3 separate regions of the Homo sapiens genome follow, and regions 2 and 3 are each linked to region 1. Evidence: chromatin loops called from intact Hi-C (ENCODE). Cell type or tissue: PC-3. All regions are shown on one strand.

Region 1 (8,000 bases):
TGCATGAGTAATTATACTGAATGAAACTAGTGTGAGATCATTGATGATTGAAGAAGTTGATTTGAGAATTATTAAAATTTTTAAAAATTAATTTTTTTTGAGGCAGTGACTCGCTCTGTGACCCAGGCTGGAATGCAGTGGCACTATCTCAGCTCACTGCAACCTCTGCCTCCCGGGTTCAAGTGATTCTCCTTCCTCAGCCTCCCGAGTAGCTGGTATTACAGGCACACTCCACCATGCCCAGCTAATTTTTGTATTTTTAGTAGATACGGGGTTTCACCATATTGGCCAGGCTGGCCTTGAACTCTTGACCTCAAGTGATTCACCTGCCTTGGCTTCCCAAAGTGCGGGGATTACAGGCGTGAGCCACTGCACCTGGCCTAAAATTTGTATTTTTAGTTGACAATAATTGTATATCTGAGAATTTTAATTGACACAACTCAGTGACCTACTATAAGTAGTTGGTGAAAGAAAAGGACTTACATATTTCTGGATGGAGCAACTATGTAAATGATGGCAGCTCTCATGAGATAGATAATATTGGAATAGAAAAACATTTGAGTAATATAACGTGTCATTTATTTCAAATATATTAAGTTTGAAGTGTGTAGTATGCAATTTAATAGTGAATCTGAAACTCAAAAATTGTTTACAGTTGGTGTTAAAAATTCAAAGTTGTCAGAATACGGTTGATGGTGGAAATTGCTGGAGTCAGTTGGTTCACTGGGGGATATAAAGACTGAGAAAAGATAATTACTTAGAGTATATAGAATCTCAAACATCTGATGATTACTCAAAGAAAGAACAAGCAAATCAGACTGATAAGGAGTTGTCAGAGAGGTGAAGGAAGACATTGAGATTATGCCATTGTAGAAGCCAGAGAAAGATGGCTCAAGATTTTTTTTTAATCAAATGGTGCTGAAATCTAGTAAAAGTTGTCTTACAATTACTTTTCAATAGAAGCTTTTAGTAGAATAACTAGATTTGAAGCCAAAGAGGTGTCTTGAGAATACGGTGGAGATGAGAAACTGAAGACAATGAACAAATGAACCATTAAATATGTCAAAGAGTTTCTAAAGAAGAAGAAACAGATAAGGCAGTAAAAGATGTATTAAAAATATGTGAGACAGAAGTTTTTTCAAAACATGGATTTTACTTGAGTCTGCATAAATGCTGCATAAATTAATATGTAGAGGGAAAAAGATGGGGGGGATAGAAGAAAGAGAAAACTGAAATTAGGGAAACATTCCAGAGCATAGGAAGACCTGGTATTGAGAAGACAGCTGGGGGAGGGTCTTTATTTAGGAACAAAATGCAAATCAGTGACTTATCTCATAACATATATGAAATTATTCCAGATAAAAAAATTAAATGTAAATAGAAAATATATTTACATACCAAAAGAAAATATTGATAAATATTTAAATGATTTTTAATGAAAAAACTTGATGTAATGGTTTTTAAAAGAATCAATAGATTTGACTGTATAAACTATAATCTATAATATGTCACAAATGCCATAAACATAATTCAAAATAAGTAGTAAAATGAGAAAAAAATGCTAGGTATATGAATGCTACTAATATAATATCAGAGTAGATATTAGAATGTATCTTGTAAATAAGGGCCACATGTGATGATAAAACCAGAAACAAATGAAAAAACAAGGTTCGTGGGAAGAAAATGAATGCCTAGAATGTAGAAAGCAATAAGAGAAAGATGTTTAGACTTAATGAGAAAAAAAATGGATAATCTACCAAAATAGACATTTTTTAAAACTCATCAGTGATGAGGTCACAATAAAACCAGGTATGTTGTTCGCAAATTTCCAAGTTCATACATTTCCTAGTTCACACACACACACACACACACACACATATATGTCTCATATATATATACCTGAATGTATATAATATATATATTTCTATCTCTCTCACTGTCTATCCAAATATCTATATCCTCATTATTTGCCAAGCCCATTTTTGAAGATTTTCCTACTCACTAAAATTTTTTTGTGAAAACAAAATTAATACTTGCTGCACTTTCACAGTCATTGATGGACATGTGCAGATTGGCAAAAATGTATTACCCAAAGTACAGGTTGCCTACTGAGGTCAAACCAGGAGATGCTCTGCCTTCTTGTTTTAGTTCTTACACTATAAACAAGTGTCCTTTTGGAATTCTACTTAGTGCCATACCTATTACATTTTTATACTTTGGTGATTTGGTTGTTTAGAATGACCCACAAACATAGTGTTGAAGTGGAAGGCTGAGATGTGCCTAGTAGAGAGTATATGTTTGTTAGATAGATAAGATTCATTCAGGTGTGACACATAGTGCCGTTGGCCATCAGTTCAATATTAATGAACTCTCTCTCTCTCTACATATATATATATACATATATATATATATACATATATACATATATATATATATATACATATATATATATATACATATATACATATATATATATATATACATATATATATATATAATTTTTTTTTTTTTTTGAGACAGAGTCTCGCTCTGTCATCCAGGCTGGAATGCAGTGGCACGATCTCGGCTCATTGCAACCTCTGCTTCCCGGGTTCAAGTGATTCTCATGCCTCAGCCTCCTGAGTACCCGGAACTACAGGCACCTGCCACCACACCTGGCTAATTTTTGTATTTTTAGTAGACCTGGGGTTTTGCCTTATTGGCCAGGCTGGTCTTGAACTCTTGACCTTGTGATCCACCCATCTTGGCCTCCCAAAGTGCTGGGATTACAGGTGTGGGCCACCGTGACTGGCCAACATTATGTATTTTAAAAGATGTCTTCAAATAGAAACACACATAAAATAAGGCCATTTATGAATCAGTTGAAAATAAATATAAAATCTGGTTATATGAAAATATAACCAGAGCTCTCAGGGCCCTAACCCTGTGTTTCCCTTAGGAACAATGGTTTAGTATTTGCAAATTCAGTGTTTGCAGCAACTTTATATTTCCTAACTACCATGAATAATAAAAAATGACTCTAAATAGAATCATGTGTCACTTAACAATGAGGTTACTTTCTGAGAAATATGTCCTTAGGTGATTTCATCACTGGGTAAACATCACAGAGTGCACTTACACAAGCCTAGATGGTATGGCCTCCTACACACCTAGGCTATGTGGTATAACCTATTACTTCTAGGCTGCAAACCTGTACAGCATGTTACTCTACTTCACACTGTAGGCAATTGTAACAAAATAGTATTTGTAGTATCCAAACATATCTAAACATGGAAAACACACAGTAGAAATAAAATATTATAATCCTATGGAACCACTGTCATATACGCTGTCCATTGTTAACTGAAACACCTTCATGTGTTGCATGACTGTAGGTGACTGGTAGCTAGCTAGCTAGATTGGTAGCTAGATACATATATGTTCATACATAAAATAGTGAAGATACAGGTGTTTTATTATTTTTATATCTTTTAACTTTCTACAAGGAGCTGTAATATATTGACTAACACTCAACAGTTTACCTGATTAAAAAAATGTGTTTGTGATTGTGTATGTTATGCAATCATATGAATGTGTTTGGATATGTTTTTGACTGTTTTCCTTACAAAAAAATTGTAATTTTTCTTTGTTCTCGAATTTCTGTTTTAGCACAAGATTATTGATGATTTCTGTTTCAGAATTGATCTGTGGTTTTCAAAGTATGTTCCCTGAACCAGGCATCAGGATCATCTAGAAAGTTGTCAGAACATTCTCAAGCCTCACCCCAGACTTAGTAATTCAGAATTTCTGGGTGTGGGGCCAAGCAATACATGTTTTAACAAAACTCCAGGTTATTTTGACACATGCAAAAGTTTGAGAACCACTGGTAGGAATCACTGAATTGGCCACACAGATATCTGGCAACATTCTGTTACCACAATTTAAAAGAAGAATTGTAATTTTAGTGGAATGGTAGACTTTTGTCTATTGAATATTTAAATCCTTTATTTGACAACATTTTAAATAAAAATATGATGACATCCTCAGAAAATGCTAGTCATATCTCAACTATATGTTTCTGAAAATCAATTTTTTTCTTTCTTTTATTGCAGCTAGAATTATCAGGAGATAGTTCTTTTAAAACTATATGTAGACTCCTTTAGTCAATAATACATAATGACATACCATCTGTACAATAATGCAACATGTCACATACACAATACAAACCCACACCTATGTACAAGCATGAAACTCTTCTTATTTGGGCTATTTGATGGCAGGCATTGCCTCTGGCTAGTAATTTCCAAAATATTTATTTGTAGCAAACTTTATTTTGCTACAAGAAAAATATAAAAACTATTGTATAAGCTACTTTTCAAGGACAATCTTATATAAACTCATTAATACAGCATGCTTTATTTTGTGAGGATCCTTGCATGTGATATGAATTCTAGTTCATTTCTATTCTACAAACATTGCTAATAAGGGATTTAGAACAAGGAGATCAGAATAACTGTAAATGTTGAGAACAACAGTTCAGACACTCAAGAATACTAACAACTACAAAATATTTTCAGATTTAAAAACAAACCTACATTTAAGAGCTTCTAATAAGAATATAATTTTAAAGTCTTGGCATTTTCCTGAAAGAACACTGATTAAAATAAAATACATCAGAATCTGCTTAAGTACAGTGCAACTACTTTAGATAACCAACAGTAACTTATTTTTAACTAATTTTAAAACTATTTTATATGTTTTTCGCAATTTTCATCATGCCACTGGCAAGTTATATGATGAAGCCAAACCTCAGCAGCTTCTTGGGCTAAAATCAATAAGCCAGGGATCTTTTGTGACTTTCTCCGGGTTTTAAAAATGTCTTATGAAGGATCATCAGCCTCAAGTCTAGACACCTCTAAAGGACTTATTTTCTTAAAATGTCTGCACACAGACCTAAAGGTAGAAAAAGACCTGGTGTAAATAAGAGCTGTTGGAGTTAAACCGATAAAGTCTAAGGTTGCAGTAAGCATGATGATAACCCTTGTCAATGTTTTGCAAGATTATTTACCTTTCTCTCCTGGAATTCTTTCATAGGCAAGGAAATAAAGATTCAGTTTGCTGGTGATAAGTAGGTCACCAAGAATTTAACGAAACCAAAAGCTGGGAATTGAGGAAAGGAGAAGCTGTGTGCTGAGTTTACAGTACAAGAAGCTGTGGTTTTGCCCAAGTTTTAGTATTTCCAATTTGAAACCAAATAACAGAAAATTTGGTATTTACAAATGCTACCCATGTTTCACTGTGTTATTGAGATGGCTCAGTTATTTTATTAAGTGGATCACTTCAATCCAGTTAAAGAACACTCTTCTACGGTTTTACTGCTTTAGATTATTTATCATCAGGATTTCTCAGAGCTTCAGATCTACCTAGAATGTTTCTGGGCTTGCATTTCTATGAATCATAACTCACACATATTTATAATTCATAAAACCTGCCAGGAACTGATCTGTCAAGTAAACATTTTCTGAATTTCATTATGCATATAAAGGACAGACTCATAATATGAGTAGAAAACAAAATTGTTATCTCCAGAAGATACCTAGACACATTTTAATTCATTTGAAGGAAACTTGCTGTTACAGTAGAACTAGAACAAATGGTTCATACAAAATTACCTACTTGCTTAGGTACAGTGCAGTAACTATTTCAGGTGACTAGGAGAACTTCAAGCAAGTTTTTGTTCTGGAAAACTCAAATGGCCAGAGAATACAGTCATATGTCCCATGTTGACATTTCAATTGAAAATGGACAGCATGTATGACAGTGGTCCCATCAGATTCAAATACCATATTTCTATGTCCCTTTTCTGTGTTTAGATATGTTTACATACATACTTACAATTATGTTATGATTGCCTGCCATATTTAGTACAGTAACATGTTCTACAGGTTTGAAGCCTAGGAGCGATAGGCTCTATTATATAGCCTAGATGTGTAGTAGGTTATGCCATCTAGGTTTGCATAAGTATACTCTGTGATATTTGCACAGTGATGAAATCGCCTAAGGATGCATTTCTCAGAAAGTATCCCCATCATTAAGCAATGCATGATTGTACAGCTATGCTAATTAGAATGGTCCAATAAGTCAAATTGACCTGAAAGTCATTAGTAAGAATATGAAGTGATGCAGCTTTCCAGAGTATTTCTTACTAACACTATCAGATTTTTAACATATTTCAGGATGATGCATAGCTAGGGCAAGTAAGAATTGGGAGAGGGGGAGGAATAAGATATAGAAACATCTTCAAAAATGAAAGTATTTTATGTAATTTCTTTTCCAGAGTCCCTAATGTATTAGGGAATAACCTAAGTGAGCTGATTAAGCTCATTAAAAATACTACTAGCAATGAATGACAGATTTAAAGGTTTTACATTAATTCCTAATTTTTTGATAAGTTGTCCTCATATTTGCGTACATATTTTCTTTTTCTTGTCTTAGAACACTATTAAGTTCAAGAACATTTTCATCAGCACAAAAGGAAACTCCATATCCTCTAACCAGTCATTCTCCATTTCTCCCTCCCACTAGCTCCTGGAAATCACTGATTTGTTTTTAGTCTCTATTGATCAACCTATTCCAGATATTTCATATGGAACAATATGAAATATATTGTTTCAAATGGAACAATATAATATGTGATCTTTTTTGTCTGGCTACTTTCAAGTAGCATACTTTCAAGCTTCATTCATGTAGTAGTATGTATGAGTACTTTTTCTCTCTTTATTGCCAAATTCCATTTTATTTTTCCATTTACTGTTGATTAACACTTGGGTTGCTTTCCACTTTTGGCTATTGGAAATAGTGCAGCCATGAACACATGTAAAAATTTTTGTTTGAGTACTTGTTAATTCTTTTGCTTATATACCCAGGAGTTGTATTGTACAGTTATATAGTAATTCTATATTTGGCATTTGAAACTGCCAAACTATTTTCCACAGTGGCTGTCCCATTTTACATTCCCACAAGCAATGTACAAGTCTTCCAATATCTCCATAATTTTGGTTAACATTTTAAAATTTTGGTTCAGTTTATTATTTAGTTATATCATTGTTTACTCACTTATGTATTTCAGAGACAGGGTCTCGTTCTCTTTTCCAGGCTGGGGTGCAGTGACACAATCATGGCTAACTGCTGCCTTGAACTTCTGGGCTCAAGCAGTCCTCCACCTTCAGTCTTCCCGGTAGCTAAGACTACAGGCATGCACCCCACCATGCCCAGCTAACTGTTCAATTTTTTGTAGAGCTAGGTGTTCGCTACGTTGTCCAGGCTGGTTTCAAAATACCAACCTCATGTGATCCCCTCACCTTGGTCTCCCAAAGTTTTGAGATTACAGGCATGAGCCACTGCACCTGGCCTATTTTCTTTTATTATGGTCATCTGTACCAGTGTGAATTGATATCCCATTGTGGTGTTGACTTGTATTTCCCTGACTAATAATATTGAGCTTCTTTTCAAGTACTTGTTTGCAACTTTTAAATATTCTTTGGAGAAAGGTTTATTCGGATTCTTTGTTCATTTTAAATTCTGATTGCTTTTGCTCTTCTTGAGTTTAAGAGTTCTGCTTATATTGTGAGTTCTAATCCCTTATCAGATATATAATTTGCAAATACATTCTTCCATTATGTAGGCTGTTGTTTCACTTTGTTTATAGTTTTCTTTGATGCACTAAAAAGTATAATTTTCATAAAGCTCAACATATCTCTTTTTTTCCTTACTTGTGTTTTTGATGTGATTTATAAGAAACCGTCATCAAGTCCTATTTATGAAGATTCACCACGGTGTTTGCTTCTAAAAATTGTAGGATTTTAGCTATTATATTTGCCCCTTATATCAATTGTGAGTTGCTTTTTGTGTGTGAATTGAAGTAAGGGTCTAAGTTCATTCTTTTGCATGTTGATACCTATTTGTTCCAACACCATTTGTTGAAAAGACAATTATCTCCCCATTGAATGATCTTGGCAACC
Region 2 (8,000 bases), 430 kb after region 1:
GAAGCAAAAATGAGAGAAGATATTTTCATAAAAAGTAAGAAAATAATCAGTTTTGATTCACTAGGTCCAAAAAATGAGTAGAAACATACATCTAAATGCACCAGATTTTTAAAAATTTTGTTCTTTATTTCAAGAACAACACTGCATTTTTGGAGGGATCTATTTTTTTCAGGGAAGAAAATATCACAATTTTGAAAAAAAAGAGACCAATATAATCTCCCTTTTTGAATTCTAGACGAACGATAAAAAGCGATTTTGTTAATGATTTTTTAAAAATGAGCTTTGCAACATATTGGCAGCCCTAGACTGAAGAATTTTACCGTTCTAATTACAAACAGTAGCAGTTATTTTATACTAAACATACCAAAACGTAAGTGAGCATTTTATATGAATATGAATTATTTCTACTGGGTACCTATATACATGTTTTAAATATTCTGTGATTTACCCAGAATCTAGTCAGAAGTAGGCCATTTTGATAAAAAGTGCCTTTAGAACATCGATGGGTAACTAAAAAATCTATGCATAATGTAAACATTCCAACTATTTGTTAAATAAGAAACATTTTTGATTATTACTTTTTTAAACTATATTCAATTTGGTTATTGGTAAAATTTAGTTTAAGGCAGGCATATTTCTTTTCATAATTTTGTTTTCTTTTTTCATGAACATTTATCATGTCCAGAAGGCAGGCATATTTCAATGAAGTAATGTTTATGCCTAGCTAACATTTTTTATTTTTAATGATATGATACTGGGTATATTAATGCAAAGATCCTACAATTTTATTTTATAAACTCTTACCTGATTTTGAATCCTTTTTTCAACTTTTCCAGTTATGCATGAAGACATCATACTTGAAAAACTAAATATAAATTAGCTTCTCTTTTGTAAAATAAAAACAAATTTGCAGGACTTCTGCTAGAGAGATGGATTAGGTATACATTCCTCTATTTTTTTTCTTAAGTAAAATATACAATTAAAAACCTTGAAATGAAAGTGTATATGTATGTGTATATATTACAGACACATATATATGTGTATACACATATATAGGGATATAGTTTATTAAGTACAACATACAACTACAAACCTTGAAAGTGTATATATATATATATATATATATATATATATATATATATATATACACACACAGATATAGAAAGAGAGAGGTACATACACAGACACACACACACATACACACACCCCTTAAGAGTTCTTAAACTTGACAGCAGAAATATATACCATAAAAGGAAAAATTGATAAACTGGATTTCATCCAAATTAGATTATATTACTCTGTGAAGAACTCTGTTAAGAGGATTCAAAAAACAAGCTACAGAGTTGGAGCACATATTTAAAAACCACAACATCAACAAAGGACTAGTATCAAGAATACATAAAGACCTCTCAACACTTAACATTAAAAAAATCCAGTTGGAAAATGGATAAAATACATGAGCAGATAATTTATAGGAGAATATATGAATAGTAAGCACACAAAAATTTGCTCACCATCTTTAGCCATTAGGAAGTTATAAATTAAAGCCACATGAAATATCATTACATACCTATCAGAATGGCTAAAATAAATAATAATGACAACACCCAATGTTAGTGATGACACAGAAACTGTGTCACTCATACATGGCTAATTGGAATGTAAAATGACACAACCACCCTGGAAAAGAGTTTGGCACTTTATTACAAAAACTAACCATGCAACTATTACATAATCAGCAATTGCCTTTCTGGGAATTTATCCCAGAGAAAATAAAAGCTATGTTCACCACAAAAACCTGTATATTAATGTTTATAATAGCTTAATTCATAATAGCCCCAAACTGGAAGACATCCTGATATGCTTTAATGAGTGAATGATTAAACAGACTACAGTATAGCCATATCATGGAATCTCGCTTAGCAATTAAAAAAACGAACCTACTAACGTATGCAAGAATCTGGATGAATCTCCAGACTTACGTTGAGTGAAAAAAAGTCAATCCAAAAAGGCTATATACTGTATGAAAAATTGTAGAGAGAATACTTTAATGGTTGACACTGGTTGAGGAAGGGTTGGGAGTTGGAGGGAAGTATATGTGGCTATAAAGGGTCAATAGGAGCAATCTTTATGGTGATGAAAATCGCCTGTATCTTAATTGTATCAATATCAGCACCCTGGTTGGAATACTGTACTATCGCTTTGCAAGGTGTTATTTATTGTTGGGTCTCTCCATATTATTTCTTATAAATGCCTATAAATCTATAGTTATCTCAAAATAAATAGATCTACTTAAAGATAAATGGCTAAATAAATAATTTGCAAGCTCTGAAAGGATCTCCATAAAGGCAATCACAAAGGAAAGCTCTTCTAGGTTTTTGAGATTTTTTTTCCATTTTTCATTTAAATTTTTAAGTTTTTCTACGGGAAACTTATACTGCTGTGGTAATAAGAAAGACAAAATATAATATGCTTGTAATCTAAAATATTTTTAAGATACAGTTTCATTCCTGTGTTCACATCAATACAATGTTCTATATATGAGAGGCAACTTCTAAATTCACCATCTGTCTATTATGAAAAATTTTATCCTGTGGTCAGGGTATTTTATAGCTAGAGTATAAACTTGTAATTTGAATAAAGAGTATGGGTTGAATAGTAGATGTGCCAGCTTTGCTTTTTTTCTATCTTAGAAATTTATAAAAAATTAAGTTTGCTTTTAAAACTTAAAAGTGTTAGTTCTGAACCCTAGAGATGCTGACCTAATGGCGGCATATTATGGCTGTATGCTGCCAATTAGATAAAAGCAGCATCAGGAATCATTTCATATCGCTTTGCTTGGCTGGAAGTGTGTGTGCACACAGATACATAAACACACTTCTAATTTCTGCAAAAGATCACTGTTAGTTCTTTAGAAAACTGCTGGCCTATTTTCAAAAGCCGAAAATGAGCTGGAGCCCAGTGCTGAACATCAGAAATCAAGAGGCAATCTAAGTGATGGTGACAGTAGGTTTTAGTGAATACAAAAGATGAAATGGTAGGAAGCTGGATAAAGATAATTCTGCTCCAAAATCCAAAGGGCAAGAGAACATAAAGATGTCAGAGGTCAGTATCATTGAGGAGGGAAGAGTTTTGTAGCTCTAATTGATTCTCCGGGCTCCTAGAGGGATTGAACTTCTTTTGGAAACATAAAGGTAGAGGGCATAAGCAGAAAATATATATCAGATACAAAACCAATTTCTCCCAGAATACATCTCAAAAAGTAATGTCATTAAATTCTGGAGCCCTGAAGCAAAATTCTTCAAAGTTGTCTCCTTGCAGTTTTCACAAGAAATAACCTTTGCCATACGCCCTGGGAAACTCATGTTTTCATCCGCAATATGGCAGTGCTTATCAGTCTGAAAAGATTATTCTGAGAAGTTACATAAACTTGTAAACTATTAAACCTTAAGTGAATGTAAAAATGTTACGTCATCTTCATTAGCATGCCTCCCTAAAACAATAGAGAGTGCTTAGCCTGAGAATCTGAGCTAAGCTTGAAGTGAAACACTACTCTGCTGTGTAATTCATTACTTGAAGAATTTACTTCCGGCCTAAATTCTGTTTAGTGGTAGGTCTGCCATCTAGTGGCCACTTACATAAATACAAGTTGTGATCATAAATTAAAGACCATATGAAAATACTAGGTCATCCAAATGGACCATTTCTAGTCCAAGTATAAAAAGGCAAAGAGGATTTGACTGATGGTAAGAAAATTTATATTCAGGGATCACTTAGAGGTAAGTGTGCTGACTCAAAACACTATGAGTACAAAAGCAAAGTAAAAAGTCATTTAGACTTATGTGGACTTCAAAATGAGAAATTTATATTCATAAACTTTCACTAAATTTAAAAGAAAGTAACCGTTGTGTTAACTTATTTATGTTTTCTCCTCATTATCTTTTAGTTCAATCACATTTATATTTTCTACTTAATGTAAACCATGAAATAAAATTTTCTTCAGTACTTGGATTTGTGCTGCCAATTTGCAGAATTGTCAGTTATTAAATAAAATGTAACACAGTTTCAGAACTTAAACTCTAAAATACAAAAACATAACATTGTTCACCTTCAAATAATACAATAACTTTTGGGGCTCTATTATTATTATTGCTTTCTTTGTTAATAGAAATGACAGGTAATGCTAGGCCTTTGATGCTCATTCTCTTGGCATAATTTTTAGTTATTTGTCCAAAGCTACACACTCCCACCCTCAGTTCCTTCCAGAGTGCTAACCTGAAAGCTTATATTTGTAAAAGCCCCATTATTATTAAAAAGCTCATTAACATACCTGCAAATGGTATTTGCACAGTGGCTAAGTACACTGAACACACCCTGAGAAGTATTTACTAAGCTAAATTCATCAGACAAGTGTACAATATTCACATTTCAGTGTTACAATTGTTATTTTTATTTATTTGGTTTTTGAGTTGGTATGCTTAAGAAGAGATTAAATCTACCTCCAAATTATAGTTCTTTGACATACTAATCAGTTACATTAAAGCCATTTAAATAAATAATATTTTAAAAATCCCCAAACCATTAGGCATGTTTTCATTATTGTTGTATCCAGTTACTTTCCCCTTAGGCTTATTATTATTGCTTGAAATAACAGGATGATATCATATTGTTCAAACTGGAAATATAGATAATTTTGCAATTGCTAATGTTGTGTAAAAATGTCCTATGATAATCCACAAACCAATAATCTGTATTGTTGATATCCTAACAAGTATTTGTAAAACACAGGCCAAATAATAAAACAATTCCCATTCCATACTTAATCCTTGATTTTATGGGGTCCCATTTATTTGTAATTTGTAAATATAATCTCTTACAATCAAGTATGGGAGCCTCAAAGTCATGAATGATCTCCAATTTAAGGTAAGAATGCTCATACATTTGCTTGTGGATACATTTCTTTTTTTTTTTTTTTTTGAGACGGAGTCTCGCTCTATCGCCCAGGCTGGAGTGCAGTGGCGCGATCTTGGCTCACTGCGAGCTCCGCCTCCCGGGTTCACGCCATTCTCCTGCCTCAGCCTCCCAAGTAGCTGGGACTACAGGCGCCCGCCACCACGCCTAGCTATTTTTTAATATTTTTAGTAGAGACGGGGTTTCACCATGTTAGCCAGGATGGTCTCGATCTCCTGATCTCGTGATCCGCCCGCCTCGGCCTCCCAAAGTGCTGGGATTACAGGCGTGAGCCACCGCGCCCGGCCGGATACATTTATTTCTAAATAAGAACATCTCATGTGGTTCCTAAGACTGATTATGCCAAGACCCATGTACTTCAAAATACGGCATTCCAATGTGTGGAATTTTCTTTTTCCACTCAATCTGTCTACTTTTTAACAACATGGCCAAACTCCCAGGATCTTAATGCCAAAAAAAGATGATTTTTTTTTAAAAGAAATAATTTAAGATCCTAAAATGAAAGCAAAATGTCCATCCTCGTGAACAACAAAGTCAGTCACAAGACTGAAACCATGGTCTATAATAATTTAAATTTATTTATTACTTACTCTATTATGTGTCAAACTTACCCTGAGTCAAAATCGTGAAGGTGAACGTAACATTAAATGTGCGTTTTCTTTAAACCACACTGTGATGAAATGGACTCTCACTCGGGAGTCTGGCTCCAGAGGCCTCACCCAGCAGAGTGTTCACTATCACAGAGGACTTTTCACACATTTCCTCGGAGAGGAGGGAAGAAATCCATCAAGAAAGGGGATTTATATTCCAAAATCACAAAATGGCTACTATATCAACTGGAGAAAAACTACTCACAGGAAGAAAAACAGCACAGAACAAACCTTTAGACAGTCCATGCCCTAGCACAGGATTTGGACAGACATAAGCCAAGGGCCAAATCTGGCTCTCTATCTCTTTTGTAAATAAAGTTTTATTGTAAATAAAGTTCAGTGGACACACCATGCCCATGTGTTCCCATATTGTATATATGTATATAACTTCTGTCTCCTTTTATTCATTGCCTTCTCTGTATGAGATATGCATTTCTCTTACCTCAATCAATAAAATCCAACCTATCGTGAAGGTATAACTTTGTATAATGGAATTAAATTGAATATATCATTTGGAGCCTTGTTTTTACATTTAATATTTTTTCTGAGATTTATGGATACTGCTGAATATAAGTGTAGCTTATCAATTTCCACTTTTTAAGTGCTATGGACTATTCAATTATACAAATCAATAAAAATTAACCTATACTATGCCAATGGGCATTGGGTTGGGGTTAACACTTTGGCTTTTCTCAGTAATGTTTCTATGAATGTTTTTGTACATATTTCTTGATTTACAAATGCAGCAGTTTTCGAGAGTTTTTACCTAAATGTTGATTTATTTTTGACATAGTTGGTAAACACTTGACATTGTGACTTTTTTTCTTTTTGGTTAGTAGTAAAAGGAATCTTTTGTGGGTTTTATTGATACCAATTATATACCAATTATCTTTTTATCATTGATTGCCATTTGTGTTTCATCTTCTATGAAAAGCCTATTCAATTTTTTGGCTTTTTCCAATCCTCCTCTCAGTTTGCTTGTCTTTTTACCTTATTGAATTGAAGGTGTTTTTTTAATATATTCTAGATACTACCTCTTTATCAATTATATGTTGCAAATATCTTCTCACTTTATAACTTGTATTTTGTGTATGAGGTTTTTATAAAAGAAAATTTTACGGCTCACGCCTGTAATCCCAACACTTTGTGTTGGGCAGATCACCTGAGGTCAGGAGTTCGAAACCAGCCTGGCTAACATGGCAAAACCCTGTCTCTATTAAAAAATACAAAAATTAGCTGGGCGCGGGGGTGGGCGCCTGTAATCCCAGCTACTCAGGAGGCTGAGGCAGGAAAATCACTTGAACCTGGGAGGCAGAGGTTGCAGTGAGCCAAGATTGCACCACTGATCTCCAGCTTGGGTGGCAGAGCAAGACTCTGTCTCAAAAACAAAAAAAGAGAAAATTTTAACTTTAATGTAGTTAAACTTACCTAAATTTTATTTTTATGGTATACAATTTTATATTTTGTTTAGTAAAACTTTCTCTGCCTCTGAGGTAATATAGGTATTGTTCCATATTATAACCTAAAAATGTTAAATAATCTAGAATCTACTGTTGTACAGTTCTAAGAAAGAGATAAATCCCTTTATTATACAAATAACCAATTTTTTTCAGCATCATTTATTAAGAAGTCTATCTTTCGTCATTGTTTTGCAACGTTAACTCTATACTATAAATCACGTTTCCATAGATATGAAAGTCTTTTCCTGGACTCTATTATTTCAGACTGTTCTCATTGGAACAACGTGACAATGCTTAATCTTTTAATTCTGTATTTCCTTTGTATACTTTTAGCCAATGTTGTGCTTATCAGTACAGATATAAAATTGTTATATCATCCTGTCAAATCAAACCTCTTATCATTATGTATTGACTCTCTTCATTCATACTCTTTATTCCTACTAATGCATTTTGTCCTAACTACATAAGTATTATTATGGGTAGTGTTCACCAGATACACCTTTATTTATCTCTTTACTTTTAATATTTGTATTCAGAGAAATCTGATGTGCAGAACAACACTGTTATGCCATGAATTAGACTGTTGTTGAATATTCACTGGAAGAGTATTTTTGTACGGCCTTGCTCTAAACTTTCTAAATGAAGTAATTATTGTCATGTCCCATGCAACTGTGTGCATAGCACTCACCACTAGCATAGCTATTGACTGGGTATAACATATAAGACCTCTCCTATCTTTCCTACTGAATCTTCTAAATTAGTTGATTACTAAGTTAGAAACAATGTACTAAACAATGAGGTTTTTATTTACAATAGCAATAACAATTTCGGTAAATAAATAGAGAAAAACATCACTTTTGAATAACACAATTAGTAGATAGAGTTGGAGGATGGTAAATACCAGAGACAACAGTAATCT
Region 3 (8,000 bases), 110 kb after region 1:
ACGAGTATGGCGAAACCCCGTCTCTACTAAAAATACAAAAATTAGCCAGGTGTGGTGGTGTATGCCTGTAATCCCAGCTACTGGGGAGGTTGAGTTAGGAGAATTTCTTGAACCTGGGAGGTGGAGGTTGCGGTGAGCCAAGATCACACCAATGCACTCCAGCCTGGGCAACAGGGCAAGACTCTGTCCAAAAAAAAAGTCTTATTTTCTTCATCCTTTTAAAAATTTCCATCATCTGTACAATCGACTTTCTTGTACAGAGCCACCTGTTTGGGGGAAAATAACCAAGACCCTTGTCGTTTCATAATAATTTTATGAGGGTAAATATAAAGTGCATGTAAGTCGCACTGAAATTTTTGTTTTTGCATAATCAGATAATTTCACTCAGTATTTATCAAACTCTGATATGTGTGTTGTGATCATCTCAATAAATTATATGTTGTCACTATAATCATCATTAAATAAATAATGGATAGAATATATCACCATAAGTAAATAGATCATACATAGCAACATTAACTAATGTTTACTTCATTATCATCTCTCATGTGCGTCAAGGAAGAGAATCTTGGAAATAAATTTTGTAGAATCTCCTTCCATGCCTTCTACCTGATTTATAGCCTTCAACTGAGAAGTACTCAGGTAAGATTTGGAAAGCAGAATAGATGAAGCCATTGTTTTCTATTGACAATTCAGATGAACTCACTCACAAGCAATATTGAACTCTCTCAAGAGCTCACCTCCTTTGAGCATGCAAACAATTAAAATCTGCAGCGGTGGTGGTCTCCATGTGAAGTTCTCCTAGAGAATGTATCCTAGTCTCTAGACTGTTGAAACCAATTTAATTCTGTCTGGGAGTTGAGACTGCCACCAATGTCTTCCTCTAAAATGCTAAGACTCACGACAACTTCCAAATGAACTCCAGTGAATCACAACTTCTGGAAGCTTTTCTTTCCTTTATTTCATCAGCACTTCCAAAGCTATGCGTAAATCTAATATTATGATTTTTCTGCTGAAAACCCTCCAATAGCTCTCTAGTGTCCTTATGATATAGAGCTAAATCCTTTTGTGATTTGCGATATCCTGCACTATCAACCTTAACCTCTTCCCAGCATGTTCTACTCTTTGTAGCCACTGGCCCTTTCATTGTTTTTCCAAAACTCTAACACTTCATGTTTAGGTTTGTAATTTCTTCTCAGAGATATCTCATGTTAACATTGGGAATGGAGAAGTCGGTGCTATTTCTCTAATATCAAATAATGACTAATTCTGCCAGAAGCATAAATTCATAAATTTCCCTGTGCCCACAAAAAACATCTAAAGGCCTGACTAAAATTAGTCAAAGAGGTTACAACAATGCATAAAAACTATTACTTTCATTTTCTGAAAACAAGTTTTAATTGTAAACAGTTTACAACACTTCAATTGGGCTTATCACACCTTCACAAATTCAAGACTCTTGATGGTGAATGATTTCTAGAATGAAATTAACACTGACATTGAAGGAATCTTAAGTAGAGGGTAGAAAAAGTAAATATGAGAAAAATAAATGTAAGAATATAAAAGTAATTTCAGTGACTATGTTGATAAATCTCTGTCTCTCTGGTATCAAACCCCTGTTGTCCTTTATTTTGGTTTCTAGATATGGGTTCTAGATGCAAAGAATAGTACAAAGAGATATCTATTTATTAGATTTTTGTATTTTTATTAATAACATTAATTTTAAATAATTTCAGAGTTTAAAAATATTGCAAAAATTCCACAAAAATCTCCATTTTCCCCTCATTTGGCTTCCTCAAAGGTTAAGATCTTATATAACTCCAGAGCAATTATCTAAATAAGGACAATAAAGTTGATTCAATTCAGTTAACTAAACTGCAGATCTTATTCAAATTTCCTCAACTGTTTTGTCAAGTTTTTTATTGTTGGTCCAGGATCCTACATTGTATTTAGTTGTCATGTCTCTGTAGTCTCCTTCAATCTTCGGTTGTTCTTTAATCTTTTTTCATCTTTCATGAGATAGCAAAAAGGTCACAAAAGTGATTGTGTTGTGATCATCCCAATAAATCATATCAGGAGGTACATGATAACAATTTGTATCATTATTGGTGATGTTAACTTCAATCATTTTACTAAGGTAATGTGTGCCAGGTTTCGTCATGGTAGTGTTACCATTTTTCTTTCTTTTTTCTTTTCTTTTTTTTTTTTTTGAGGCAGAGTCTTTCTCTGTTGCCTGGGCTGGAGTACAGTGGTGTGATCTCTGCTCACTGCAGCCTTCATCTCCTGGGTTCAAGCAATTCTTCTGCCTCAGCCTCCTGAGTAGCTGGGACTACGGGTGCATGCCACCACATCCAGCTAATTTTTTTGTATTTTTGGTAGAGACAGGGTTTCATCATATTGGCCATTTCAGTTATTTATATGATAATAGTATCATGAATATTTATTTTATTCTGTTTATATTAGAATAAAATCATGGATATGCAGCTGTTTATGTTGTGTCATATTTGGCCATCGAGAGCCCCTTCAAGCTGTGCCTCTTGACATACCGCCATCACTTTTTGGAGCATTTCTTAACTTTATGCTGCCACAAGTTATTCCAGGATCAACTTGAATTTTCCATGTCCCAGGAGTTTTTTTTATTAGACAAAAATATTTAGAAAATAAGATCTTTGCACTAGATATTCTTACTTCTACTACTAGTGTAGGTTTTTTCTTAGCCTTCTGAACAGACATATGCACATACACATATATCTAACTCTATTTATATATTTATCTACCTATGTTTACAATATTTAAGTCAGAATTCATACTGACAACTCTAATTCCAAATTAACTCCATGGAATTCTTTCTAGCCTTTTCTTTCCTTGTTTATAACTCCTTCACTGGAAGAAGAAAATGGACTCTCATTATCTGCAAGGTATTTCCTTATTTACTTGGCCTTAGAATACTTTATATTTTATATAAAATATTTCAAATTTTTTTTTGAACACATAGTTATTTAATATTTAGAAATTTGTAAAATATTAATTTAAAAAATATTTAACCTTCAGATTAATTTATATGAATTTGTAATAGTGGAGAAAATACACTTTCTTTACAAATGCAGGAAAATTTATAAAGGGAATTATATTTAGACCCCTGGAGCCATCTAGAAGGTCATAACTTGGAACAAAACAACATGGTTAAAAAGATAATGCAGACAATGAATTATTACAGGCTAAACACAGAGTAGTGGACAGTGAAAACAGTTACTAGTATTAAAAACCAAAGAAAATGTTTCGGTGCCAAAACGTATAACATTTTGATTAAGAACATGGACTCTAGAGTCAGACTCCTCACATTTCAAATATAGGCTGTATCACTTACAAGCAGAATAATTTCATACAACTTTTGTACCTCATTTCCTCATTTGAAAAATGAACATGATAATAATGGGACCCAAACTTATAGGATTTTTAAGAGGATGTAATGTGTATTGTATATGATTGTGTATGTGACTTTGTATAAGTAAATGATTTCACATAGCTGTGTGATTTTGTATGTACTTGTGATTGTACATGTGTGTGTGATTGTGTATGTACATGTTATTGTGTATGTGATCATGTGAATACATATATATTTGAGCATGTATATGTTTTCCTGCCCATGTTTATGAGTATGTGATTGAGTCGAAGTATGTGATTATAATTGTGAATGTGATTATGAATATATGTTTATGAGAGTATGTGCATGTGTATGTAATATACTTACATATGTGCATGTGAGGATATGAGTCTGTGTAAAGTACTCAGAATGCTTGCCACATAGTAGGTGCTCCCTGGAAGCTAATTGTAGCTAAAAAAGGTAATTGCATTGAAAGGGAGGGAAGACATGGAGGGAAAACAGGCTGAGAATATTTTAACAACAGAATGACTTTGAGTAAAATTAGCACACTTTTGTTTGTGTTCAGAGGGGTGAAGACTGGTTTGGACAATTAGTGGGGAGGAACATTTAAAAGCTACTAAAATGAAAGCAAAGAGGCACAAGGTATCCATATTACCCTGTGAAAAACTAATTTACTAAAAAATACAGTATTTTCATATGGTTCTTTTTGTCTTGTCTTTTAGTATATAGTAAAAATGCCATTTTCAAGGTTACTTCGGTAGGTTCTACATCCTTCAGTGGGGTTGTGTCATTTATTTGTAATACCATTACATTCATTTGTAAGTGAAATCCAGAAGAAGAAGAAAGAAACAGGACAGCAAAACACATTTTAAAAGATATTGGTTGAAAGTTTTCAAAATTAATGACACATACCAAACCAGAAGAAAGACACTTAGATCACCAAAGTAGTATAAATACCAAACAAAAGTAAAAATGAAATAACCTCTGAACTCAATATAAAGTACAATGAACATTTCTAATATCTTTGTCAATCAGGGGCTCTGGTGGAGTCTTGAAACTAGAAAGAGGAATTGTTAAATAAAGAAATTTTATTCTCATTTTTAGCCATTTTATATCAACCAGTTAAATGGGATATTAAGCTTTCTATACAATGAAGGAAGAGGAAATTTCATATAAGCACACTCCCTCTCTTCTCAGAGGCCAGCATTTGAAATCTTTTGCATCTACTTGCAAAATGTAGACATATACAATGTGTACATCCCCCCTCCTCTAGCTTCCCATCTTCTGAGATTCCCTTTTGCCTTTACTTCTCATCCTACACACTTAAAACCACTTACTTAACATTTTGCCTTTATGTAGTAAATATTTGGCATCTCTGCTTATAAGCTTTGTCTCATTTGTGACTTCCTCAGTTACTCCTATAGATAACATTACTATTGTAAAACATAAGATTTGATTTGATTTGTTTTACAGACTGACCTTACCCAGATTCATGACTAATGACTCAACAGGTCCTGTGGCCTCACTCAGCAGCTGACTCAAAACACAAGGACTGTTTTTCACACCCCTGTGATTTTATCTCCAATGAATCAGCAAGCACTCATTACCTGGCCCTTGCCCTGCCCACCAAATTGTCTATATGAACCCTAACCTTTGAGCCTTTGAGAAGATTGATTTGAGTGATCACTGCCATTCTCCTGTGTGGCCAGCCTCAGGTTAATTAAACTCTTTCTCTACTGCAATGGCATGGTCTCTGTGAACCAATTTTGTCTGCACAGTGAGCAGGAAAAACCTGTGGGAGGATGATTATAGTACTTTTCACGGAATCTGAAGCCCTCCTGCCTCCTAGCTTTCAAGTACAACCCTTGCCTTCCATACTGTTCTTCAGATTTTGTTTTGCAGAGTCTTCTTGTGAGACATGTAGAAACAATGAATTTTTGAATCTGCCACATGATTACACCATTCAAGCAAATTCTGATCACCTTCTCTTGCATTAGTACTTGATTTTGTTTTTTTTTTCTCCATCTCCCTGTGCTTTATTTATAATTGATTTAAATTCCCTAGGCCATACCCTTATAGAAACTCTATTACTTTAAGGCATATTTAATAAGTATAAAAATATTACACCCTGATCTTCCAGGTCTTCTTCATTCAAATTTGTTCACATGTTGAACCATCTTGTAGCAGAATTCATCATTATAAGCTGTTTCTCAATTGCTTTTATAATTAATTCCTGATTTACAGCTTTGAGAGAACTCCTTGTATAGATCTTGGGGTCTTAGCTCCTCTGGAGGCATTAATTAATTTGGTACCTGAGTTCCTCTCTTTTATATTTTGTTAGATTTTTTTAACATCTAGTGGCTAATTGACCAATAATAGCTCAATTATCTCCTCTTCTTACTTCTACTTCTTAGTTCCACTTTTGTGTATAAAGTAGATCTCCTTTTTTATTGTATAGACAGACAGATGATAGAAAGATAGATAAATAGCCAGTCTGATCTTTAAGATCTGATCTTTCTCAAGAAGTCACTTCCTTCCATCTGGCAACATGTGTCCCATTTTACTTTTCTTTCATTTTTCCATGTTCAAAATTAGACTGAAGATAATTTTGAACTGTAACTGTTACCATTCACTCTCCTCTAAACACATATGATACCTAGAAGATCTAGGTTTAAGTCTTTTTAATTTTCTCCCCAGACTTTGTTATTACAGAATTACATAAAAATATTTTTCCACCTCAATCCAAGAAAATGACATATTTCCATATAAGGATCCCCACTCATTTTTGTCTGCTTGTCAGTGAGATTAACTAATTCAGTATAATTAACCTACAGCCCAGGTCTATAGACTATAATCAGAGTTTATGAAATAAACAATAAAATTTAGACTATGTGTGATTGGGGATGATTGCCTGCATCCTGGTAAGGACATAATAAAAGGGAAGAGTACAAAACAAACAAAAAAAAGATCTCTTCCAGTCAACTATGCTGAAAAAGACAAGTTGCCAATTATGCTTTAAAAAGCATAGTGAAGTTGTTTTGAGGTAAGACTTACCTAGAAATTAACAACAACAACAACAACAAAATATTATGACAATATGGCATCTAGAATATCCAGGTCTATAATTACATCTGTGGTCACAGTATGAGAAGCTACCAAATGTGCCACCTGTGTCTCACCTGGCCAGTTTCAGCAGATGTACCCAAAGCTTGATTTCCTGTACAGTACTTCAATCAAACCCATCCAGTATCTGTTCTTATTTATAAGGATTTCTTGCCAATTCCTTAACAGTTTGCCGTGGTGAGAGGAGGTATAAAAGTCATTCTAAGAATTATTTATGCCTTGCTTGGGTTTATAACCAATGAAGAGTAGACCCAAGCAACTGGGCCTGGCTGGATATGAATTGAGGATTCATGTGTTAGTATTACTAACTGGCCAGGCAGTTTCCTAATAGTTCACTACTCTGAAAGAATAAGGCCCTCTAATAAAGTTAAATTGGAGAATGCAGCTTAGCTCAATGATCAAAGTGGGGGCCACATTTAGAACTCCTTACATTTAGAACTGCATGACCATTGGTGGAAAGAACTGAGTCTACAGAGATATTATAGCTAATGACATAGAAGATTAGACATAGACCTTTTTCAAGTTCATGACTGCTGGCAGGAGAGGGAACACAAAGGAGAAAAAGATGGGCACACACTGTCTTCTTAATGTAGTGACCCCCCAACTCCTAGTGTAAATATAAGATGTTCAATAATAAGAGTAAATATATTTCCCAGAGGAGAAGACTGAATTAATTAGATGCAAAGAGAGACTAAAAGTGGTTAATTCCTGAAACCTGTTCTTGTGAAGAAAGAAAAATCGCATTTCTTTTTTCTATTAATTAACGTATTTTATTTATTTATTTATTTATTTTAGAGACCTGGTCTCGCTCTGTTGCTTAGGTTGGAGCACAGTGGGGCTTAATCATAGCCCACCGGGCTTAAGTGATCCTTCCACCTCAAAGTCTCAAGTAGCTGAGGCTACAGGTGTACATCACTATGCTTGGCTATTTTTTTTCTATAGAAGTGGAATGCAAAGATTGGTGAACTAAGAAATTTCTTAAAATAAACATTTAAAATTAGTAAAATTTTCAAAAAATATAAGAATAGATTGGAGAAGAAAAAATTCAGGTAACATTTTCAAAAAAGATGTCAAGAAAAGGGTATAATCAAAATACATTAATGTAAGAAAACAGAGTAAGAAGAGAGTGAGTAGAGACTCAGCTACAGGAATATATTTGGAGAAGAAAAATTATTGGAAACAAAATTGGGAATGGAAACCAGATGGCAAGGCCTAAAAAGAATAAGTAAAAGGAGACAAAAAAAACATATTCTTCACTTAAAAGTCTGGTAGAATGTGAAGGTTTTTCCATGATGGGCAGAATTGCACATGCTTACAATAACAGAAGGTCAAGGAAAAAAGGAAAAGTGCCTGGGATGTGAAAAAAAAAAAAGTATTCAATGAGAAGAGGCCTCTTGATTTGGTTCTGGGATTTATTTTATCAAAAAATCTATGTAGTTTCCCAAACATCTGGTGCTAAAAATTAAGGCAATTTATTGTGGAAATTAAGAGG

Evidence for each region. A loop is a pair of places that touch in the nucleus more often than their neighbours do. Peaks named below come from ENCODE experiments on the same cell type or tissue, not always from the same donor. Only the 100,000 strongest peaks of a DNase experiment are listed, where the experiment ranks them.
Region 2: a loop joins it to region 1, with 4 times the contacts of the local background. A loop is called at or near these places in 2 of 110 quality-filtered maps.
Region 3: a loop joins it to region 1, with 2.8 times the contacts of the local background. A loop is called at or near these places in 2 of 110 quality-filtered maps.

Annotation. Positions count from the first base shown.
Region 1 is chr10:65,748,308-65,756,307 of GRCh38, forward strand. All of the region lies in intron 5 of LINC01515 (long intergenic non-protein coding RNA 1515), which reads left to right. The region is part of intron 5 of LOC105378339 (a long non-coding RNA gene); the gene reads right to left. Among named protein-coding and RNA genes, the nearest start is that of LINC01515, 180 kb to the left of the region's middle. In PC-3, no CTCF peak of the experiment used is centred here; DNase peaks (open chromatin) are centred at 3,094 and 5,434; H3K4me3 peaks cover 493 bases; H3K27ac peaks cover 1,994 bases.
Region 2 is chr10:66,177,297-66,185,296 of GRCh38, forward strand. All of the region lies in intron 13 of CTNNA3 (catenin alpha 3), which reads right to left. Among named protein-coding and RNA genes, the nearest start is that of CTNNA3-AS1, 100 kb to the left of the region's middle. In PC-3, a CTCF peak has its summit at 3,627 (motif pointing left); a DNase peak (open chromatin) is centred at 3,615.
Region 3 is chr10:65,856,494-65,864,493 of GRCh38, forward strand. All of the region lies in intron 1 of LOC105378339 (a long non-coding RNA gene), which reads right to left. Among named protein-coding and RNA genes, the nearest start is that of CTNNA3-AS1, 220 kb to the right of the region's middle. RefSeq lists an enhancer at 6,045-6,214 and a cis regulatory region at 6,130. In PC-3, no CTCF peak of the experiment used is centred here; a DNase peak (open chromatin) is centred at 4,918; H3K27ac peaks cover 790 bases.